Regions from separate parts of the Homo sapiens genome. Here region 1 is linked to region 2. A link is a contact called in ENCODE Hi-C or POLR2A ChIA-PET data. All regions are on one chromosome and are shown on one strand. The core of a region is the stretch at or near the end of the contact, and the rest is flanking DNA. Distances in the headings are between cores, read along the strand shown. Region 1 holds the start of CORO1A-AS1 (CORO1A antisense RNA 1). Region 2 holds the start of BOLA2 (bolA family member 2).

What was found. A loop is a pair of places that touch in the nucleus more often than their neighbours do. ChIA-PET counts read pairs that join two places held with the same protein, here RNA polymerase II (POLR2A).
Region 1: a loop to region 2 is called in a map of GM11168, with 19 times the contacts of the local background. The contact joins the promoter of CORO1A-AS1 here to the promoter of BOLA2 in region 2. A Hi-C loop is called at or near these places in 2 of 168 maps with a recorded cell type or tissue (GM11168 and K562). POLR2A ChIA-PET finds 5 or more read pairs at or near these places in 1 of 52 experiments (PC-9).

Annotation. Positions count from the first base shown.
Region 1 is chr16:30,183,538-30,186,916 of GRCh38, reverse strand. It overlaps CORO1A-AS1 (CORO1A antisense RNA 1), which reads left to right and starts at 2,129. Exons shown (of 2, transcript NR_186359.1): 1 at 2,129-2,413; 2 at 3,146-3,379. It overlaps CORO1A (coronin 1A), which reads right to left and starts at 3,315. Exons shown (of 11, transcript NM_007074.4): 1 at 3,192-3,315; 2 at 1,510-1,708; 3 at 197-319; 4 at 1-101. The coding sequence starts at 1,707. RefSeq lists enhancers at 833-982, 870-1,411, 1,412-1,951, 1,952-2,493, 2,494-3,034 and 2 more and silencers at 1,413-1,512, 2,883-2,992, 3,023-3,379.
Region 2 is chr16:29,452,925-29,456,438 of GRCh38, reverse strand. BOLA2 (bolA family member 2) reads left to right here and starts at 2,088. Exons shown (of 3, transcript NM_001031827.3): 1 at 2,088-2,248; 2 at 2,326-2,423; 3 at 2,707-2,846. The coding sequence starts at 2,186. The coding sequence ends at 2,806. BOLA2-SMG1P6 (BOLA2-SMG1P6 readthrough) reads left to right here and starts at 1,475. Exons shown (of 4, transcript NR_135316.1): 1 at 1,475-2,248; 2 at 2,326-2,423. SLX1B (structure-specific endonuclease subunit SLX1B) reads right to left here and starts at 1,906. Exons shown (of 6, transcript NM_024044.5): 1 at 1,509-1,906; 2 at 990-1,041; 3 at 554-895. The coding sequence starts at 1,696. SLX1B-SULT1A4 (SLX1B-SULT1A4 readthrough (NMD candidate)) reads right to left here and starts at 1,348. Exons shown (of 11, transcript NR_037609.1): 1 at 990-1,348; 2 at 554-895. RefSeq lists enhancers at 194-931, 1,672-2,411.

The DNA.
Region 1 (3,379 bases), core at 880-3,379, 730 kb before region 2:
GTGTGCCAGGCCACAATGCCCACACGCTTGGTGTGGCCCTCCAGGGTGACGACGGGCTCCCGCAGGGGCAGCATCAGGCCCCCATCTGGGATCTCCCACACCTGCAGAGGAGGGGCCAGTGAGTCTTCAGGACTCCAAATGTCAGATCCCATCCTAGAGCCCCTCTCCCAGCCCCTGGGTCCCCACCACCACTCACCATGACTGTGCAGTCCTCGGAGCCACTGGCAATGACGTTGTCATTGTGCGGGCACCAGGCGATGTCTAGCACAGGGGCTGTGTGGCCACAGACCGTGGGCGCATTCTTGTCCACACGTCCAGTCTAAAGGCACAGCAGGGCCTTGGAGGTGCTTTTGCCTCCCAAACCCAATCCAACCTCCCCACACCTCCTTCAGAGAGGCCCAGAGAGGAAAGCTGTGGTGTCCCTGGGAGCTGGACCAGGGCCTGGGGTGGGGACGGGGGCGGGTTGTTCTTCTCTTGTTCCAGTCCCAAAATGGCCTGGGCAAACCCCAGGAGGGCTGGCCACGCATGGCAGAGGTTGGGGGCCGTGCAAGACCCTGGCAGAGTTCCCGCCGGTCTCTGTCTCAGTCTGTCTCTGCCCTTAGGGTTGGCACCCCCACCCCAGCTTCCCCGAGTGAGGCTTCCATGGGCACAACTGGCCCTGGAGCCAGGACAGGTGTATGGGGGCTGGGGGGGTGGAGGCAGCTCCCCAGAGAGCGAGTGTGAGTGGTGGGGCTGCAGGGGTGGGTCCTCCCAAAAGGAGAGGGGCCAGGGAGCCTGTCCCAACTGGCCCCAGGCAGGAGCAGAGGTTTGGAAATGGCTTCTTCCGGGGACAGCTGCTTCAGCAGGGCTTCCTGTGTGACAGCCATGTGGGGCGCGGGCCCAGCTCTCACCCCGACAACCACTTCCTCTTCTCTTTGCTTCCATCAGCCCTTTTAAGGTAACAACTTGGGGCCCATCTCCCCTTCCTGTCTTACCCCCCAAAGAGCACAGGAGTGTGCTGGGGGTGCGGGGCAGCAGCCAGCCAGCGGAGGGGGCAGCAGGCTCCAGGGGAGGGCAGGGCTGCGGGTGGGGGAGAGCACCTCTTGCATCATCCCTGCCTGCGAGCTGGGGGACAGAGTTGCTAGGTCCTCAGACAGGCCCAGAGCCAGAGTCCCTCCCAACCCTGAGAACGCTGCCAGGGCCCCCAGACCCCATCCCAACCCCCTCTGTGTTTCCATGGGGAGAAAGCCCCAGGCTGAGGCTCAGGAGGGCTGATCATGGGTCTGCAGGACTGTCTGTAGTCCTGGTCACTGGTGTGACCCATCTTGTGTTGGCTCCTTCTGAGCGTCAGTTTCCACACAGCCACAGCACAGAGGAGCTGGAGGAAGTGTAAGGCTCATGGGGCCCAGCTCAGTTTTCCAGATGGCAACACAGGCCCTGGAAGGCCTGGTGACCGTCACCTAATCAGGACCTGCACAGAGCCATGGGTCCGGTGGAGGAGCTGCTCCCCCCAGGGCCCCAGGGGCTCACCTTGCCCAGGGGCAGCACCAGGAAGGCCCCTCCCCCGCTGGCCTCACAGATCAGGGCCACAAACTTAGGGTTGACAGCACAGAAGCCACTGTCCCAGGTGGTCTGTGAGACGCGCACATCTTCATAGCACTGGTCGGCCTTGGCCGGCTGTCCAAACACGTGGCGGAACTTGCTGGAGCGGACCACCTGCCGGCTCATTCTGGGGGCACACAGCATAAGAGCATTTCTCCCTTCAGGTCAACTCTGATCTTCCAGTGGTCCCCACCTCCCCCAGGACACCCCTCAGTCTGGCTTTTAAGGTCCCAGCATCATCTCCAGGGGCTCCCTATTCTTCCCTCTGTGGCTGATGCCTGCTTGCCTTCCCCAGCCTCTCCTTCCCTCTAACCTGCAAGCCCCCTTCTCCCTGGCCCCAGGCCACTCTGAGCCACCCTCTCAATCTGTACCCTCAGCCTCTGCAACAGAGCCTGGCGTGGTGTTGCCCCACTGCATGTTTGTTGACTGACTGGCTGATGGATGCAGAGCCCGTCCTTCCTAATGGTTCAGACTCAGGCGTCATCAGCCCAGATGGCTCCGAGGGTGGGTTCTCTCTTAGTTACCGTGTCCAGAGCCCACCTCCCTCACACCCACACAGCGCTTCCTAAAGGCAGGGACAGGAGCTGGCCTCCCTCGCCTGCTGGCATGGGGCTGGACACAGGAGGAAGTGGCGTGGGGGCTGCCTGAGGGGAGTGAGGCGGCAGGATAGCTTCCCCAGCAGGTCTCTGGCTCAGGTCCAGGTATCTCCTCCTCCCCATACCTCTGCCTCTCGCCTCCGCTCAGAAAAGCAGGTGCCCTTAAGAGCCATCTCCACCCCCATGTAAACTGCACACAGGAAGGGAGAGGCCACTCCGACTGCTCTGAGGTCCAGGTAGGATGGTTTCCCCCAGTGTCTGGGTGGGGAGCAAGGAACTCCAGGGGCGACCTTGTGCCACCGCATCACCTTCCTGCTCAGGGAAGGGGCCTGTGCTGCCGCTTGGAGGGTGCCATGCCCAGAGCCTCTGCCCCTAGCCTCAGCCTCGCCTACTCACTGGGGGCTCCAGCACCCCCGGCCACCCCAGGACTCCCGAAGAGGCTGCTAGGTCGGCCTGCCCAAAGAGCGGTGAGGAGCGTATGTGAAGAGCCCCAGTCTTGAGGAGCAGCCTGTATCTGGAGAGAGGGGAGCCCCGGACCAGAGGTGGGGGACAGGAAGCCATCGCCCCACCCTGCCTCCTCCCCCACCACAGGTACCAGGCCCGGAAACCACGGAAAGGGGAACTTGGTCTTTTCTTGTTTTGCTCTCAACCCCTTCCTGTCTCCAAGCCCAGGGCAGCTGCCCCGCTCACCCCACCCTGCCCTCGTCCCCACCCTCCCCGAGACTCAATTCCGTGGGGAGTCGGGCCCTCGACACTGTGCTGACCCCCGGCCACCCACCTCCATCTTGGCCGCGGTGGTCCCTAGCCCTCGCCTCCGCAGAGCGCTCTGGGGCCCCGGCGGCCCCCACTCCAAGCAGCGTCCCCCCACGGGCTGCTGCGCCCGCTACCTGGCCCCGGCGCTGGCTGGGTCGCGGTGACAGCCGCGCGCCCCCGCAGCCCGCGGCTCCCACGCGCGCGCCGCCCCACAGGTGGCCCTCGCCCCGGCCCACCCGCGCCTCCCAGGCCCAGCCTCACCTGCTGCCGAGAGAGGACAGTGATCCCCCAAAAGCCGGAGGTGGAGGAGGAGGAGGAAGAGGAGGAAGGAGCTGGAGGAGCCGGGGACTCGCCCGCTGAAGATGCTCTTGTCAAGACAATGAATGAGAAGCAGCCGTGCGCCCGCCTCCGGGGTGGCCGCGCCCCTTGGGGCGGAGCTCTTCCAGGCC
Region 2 (3,514 bases), core at 839-3,338:
GCGCGGTGGCTCATGCCTGTAATCCCAGCACTTTGGGAGGCTGAGGCGGGCGGATCACGAGGCTAGGACATCGAGACCATCCTGGCTAACACGGTGAAACCCCGTCTCTACTAAAAATACAAAAAATTAACCAGGCGTGGTGGCGGGCGCCTGTAGTCCCAGCTACTCGGGAGGCTGAGGCAGGAGAATGGCGTGAACCCAGGAGGCGGAGCTTGCAGTGAGCAGAGATCGCGCCACTGCACTCTAGCCTGGGCGACAGAGCTAGACTCCATCTCAAAAAAAAAAAAAAAAAAAAGAGGGTCATGCTCTGTCGACCACACTGGAGTGCAGCGGAGTACTGATGGCCTAGGGAAGAACCTTTTCTTTGAAGGGGAAATGGTGAAGGCCCTGAGCAGGGCCTGCTTTGCTCAGGAATGGCCGTAAGTCCTATAGCATCAGCATCTTAGAGATGGGGATAGGGTGGCCAAAGCGTGTCAGTGGGTTTCCCTCAAGAAAGAGCTGGATCCGAAGTCGTCTGGACTCTAGAGCCATCCATTCCTCGGGGGGACCTCACCTGGATGGTCTGGGCGCACAGGGAGCAGCAGGCCCCTGGATCCCCCTGGTCTGGCTCAGGCTCCGCGTCATCAAAGGGACCTGCGCGGCGCCTTGGGGCCGGGGCCTGGGGCGGTGGAGGCCCGAAGGCCAGAGGCACGTGCGGCGGCGGCGGGAGGCAGAGGTCCTGGCGGAGGTCTGGGCGCACCCAGCGCAGCGTGAGCGGGAGGCGAGCCCAGGGCGGTGCGCGCAGCATGTGCGCCAGCACGCGCAGGTGGAAAGCGAAGGCTGTCTCTCCTCGCAGGCGAGGCCCCACGTGCGCCAGGCGGCGCGAGGCGTGCGGGTGCTGCCAAGCCCACTCAAACTGCGGGCGGCGTACAGGGGCATCAGGGCGGCTCGGAGCGAGGGGCGGAACCCAAGCCCTCACCCGGCCGCCGCTGCCCGGTCTCCTTCCTTACCCGAAGGGCGGCCACGGAGGACGGGAAGCCGTGCACGACGAGCACCATCTCCCTGAGGAGGAGAACCGTGATGTCCCTGTCGCAGCCCAGCGCCTCAGCCGCGGGTCCCCTCCAATCCCACCCGAGAGCGGGGTCCTCATTCCCGGCTTCAGCCGAGAAGTGCAGCCCTCTGCACCTGCCCACCTCAGGCCCTGCCTCCAGCCCAGGTACCCACCTGTCCCACCTCCTCTCTCTCCTGCATTCCACCCGACCCCAGCGTGCCCACCAAGAGCCCTATGCTGGAACCCAGCCTGGATCATCACCCCCGCCCCAGCTAGCTCCTTCCCTGAGTTCCGCCGCGGAGATGCCCCGGGCACCGCCTCCCCGTCACGCTCCTCCCCTGCGACAGGCCCCGTCCCCACCACAGACGCCCCGCCTCTGTCACAGTCCTGGCCGGTCCTTCTCAACAGGCCTGTGCCCCGCGGGGTCCGCCTCCTCTGGGACGCCTTCCTCCCGGCACAGAAGGCCTCCCCCTCTCACCAGGGCCCTCGCCCGCTGGTCCGCCAGGCCCCGCCTTTTTTGCGGCCCCCATTGTGCTGCTGGACCCGACGAGCAGTGTTGACAGTGAACCCCACGTAGACGCGGCCCCGGTACCGGGGGTTCAGGCAGTAGAGCAGGTAGACGCCGAAAAAGCGCCCTGGCCTCGCCGCGACCCCCGCGGGACCCATCGGGCCTTGGGGTTCGGGAACCACAGCAGGGGGTTGATTGCCGTGACCTAGGGTCCAGGGGAGGGCTGGATCGCTAGGGCTGCAGGGTGCTTGCTTCGGAACAAGCTCTCGGGGACTATCCGGAGGCAGCCTGCAGGAAGCCGTAGCGCCGGTACGTGCCCCTCTCCTGTCTGGAGGCGGGTGTAGAAGTCCGACCGCGGAAGCCAGACTGCTGTCCAGTCGGCGAGCGCGTACCATTCAGCATCGGCTCCGCCCGAGTCCCACCTTCCTCAGGCTCTGATTGGCTGACACATGGCAAGCGCGAAAAGCCTGGACCGCTGGAAAGCCCGGCTGCTTGAGGGCGGAAGTACTGCGTTGACGTACGCCTTAGTAAGGGCGGAAGTGAGTTTTCCAGCGGAAGTGGCTCCTGTAAGGCAGCAAGGTAGCGTGGCCGGCGCCCGAGCTGGGGTTGTGTCCCTGCTGGGCTGCCGTTCCAGCTGGACTGCCGCCATGGAACTCAGCGCCGAATACCTCCGCGAGAAGCTGCAGCGGGACCTGGAGGCGGAGCATGTGGTGAGTTGAGCCGCCGGACAAGGGGAAAAGAGCTCGGGGGGCGGGTTCGGCACCATTCATATTCTTCCGCTCGGTAGGAGGTGGAGGACACGACCCTCAACCGTTGCTCCTGTAGCTTCCGAGTCCTGGTGGTGTCGGCCAAGTTCGAGGGGAAACCGCTGCTTCAGAGACACAGGTAAGGCCCTGGGAGCACCTTGCCTAGCTCCTGTACCACAACCCCAGCCACTCCCCCTACCCCTGCAACCTGACTCCCGCACTCCCCCTGGCGTGGCTCAGGGACCTTGAGGATCCCGCCTTCGTGACCCCTGCTTCGAGTATTTCGATGTAGACCCTCTCTCCAAGTACGTGTTCCCACGGCCTGGGGACTACAACCTTGGGGACACCAGTCTCTTGGGTCACCCTAGCCTCGGGGTGTGCGATCACCGCTGGCCTTTTCCTAACCCCATCTCTCGCCCCAGGCTGGTGAACGCGTGCCTAGCAGAAGAGCTCCCGCACATCCATGCCTTTGAACAGAAAACCCTGACCCCAGACCAGTGGGCACGTGAGCGACAGAAATGAGGGACTGGGATCTGCACAGCCATTAAATTATAAATCTGGACCAGCTTCTGTGTCGATGTGTGTGTGGGAGGGGTGCTGAGGCCGAGTCTAGGACCTGGCCTCTCCCTGCCCTGCCTCCGTCCATTGTTTTACCTTGGACACGTCTCTGTCCCCATCTAGGCCTCTATCCCTGCTTGTAAAATGAAAGTTCTACCGTAAAAGTCCCTTCCAGGGTCTACCGAGAAAGCCTTCTCTCTGCAACTCCGTTTAGACATCTAGGAGTCTGTACTGCCACCACCTACCCACCTCCTAGAGAGCTCAGGGTTCCTCCTCTCTGCTAGCCTTCAAGATGCAGAGATGAGAAAGTGATCGGGGTTTCAGGGCCCTGACCAGTTGAACAAACCTCTCCCTGACATTACCGCAGTATCAGAGGCACCATATAGAATTCCACATATTCCTTGCAGGTTCCCCCCGGCCTTCTCAGGCCCAAGAGGGAGTGGTGCCCAGGTAGGGGCTCATCAACTCCTGGAATGCTGATGTTTTCAGACCCACTGGAGAAGGTTCCAGTGGCCCCATAGCCCTGGGCTTAATGTGTCTACAGCTGCCCCCGGAGGACCATGGAGGTTTTAAGAATAGTGGGTGTGGGACGGGGATAGGGGTGAGATTAGAGTAGGAATATAAGGCTGACCTGAGTCAGAAAATTGGGGCAGGTGATGCCCCTGTATCAGT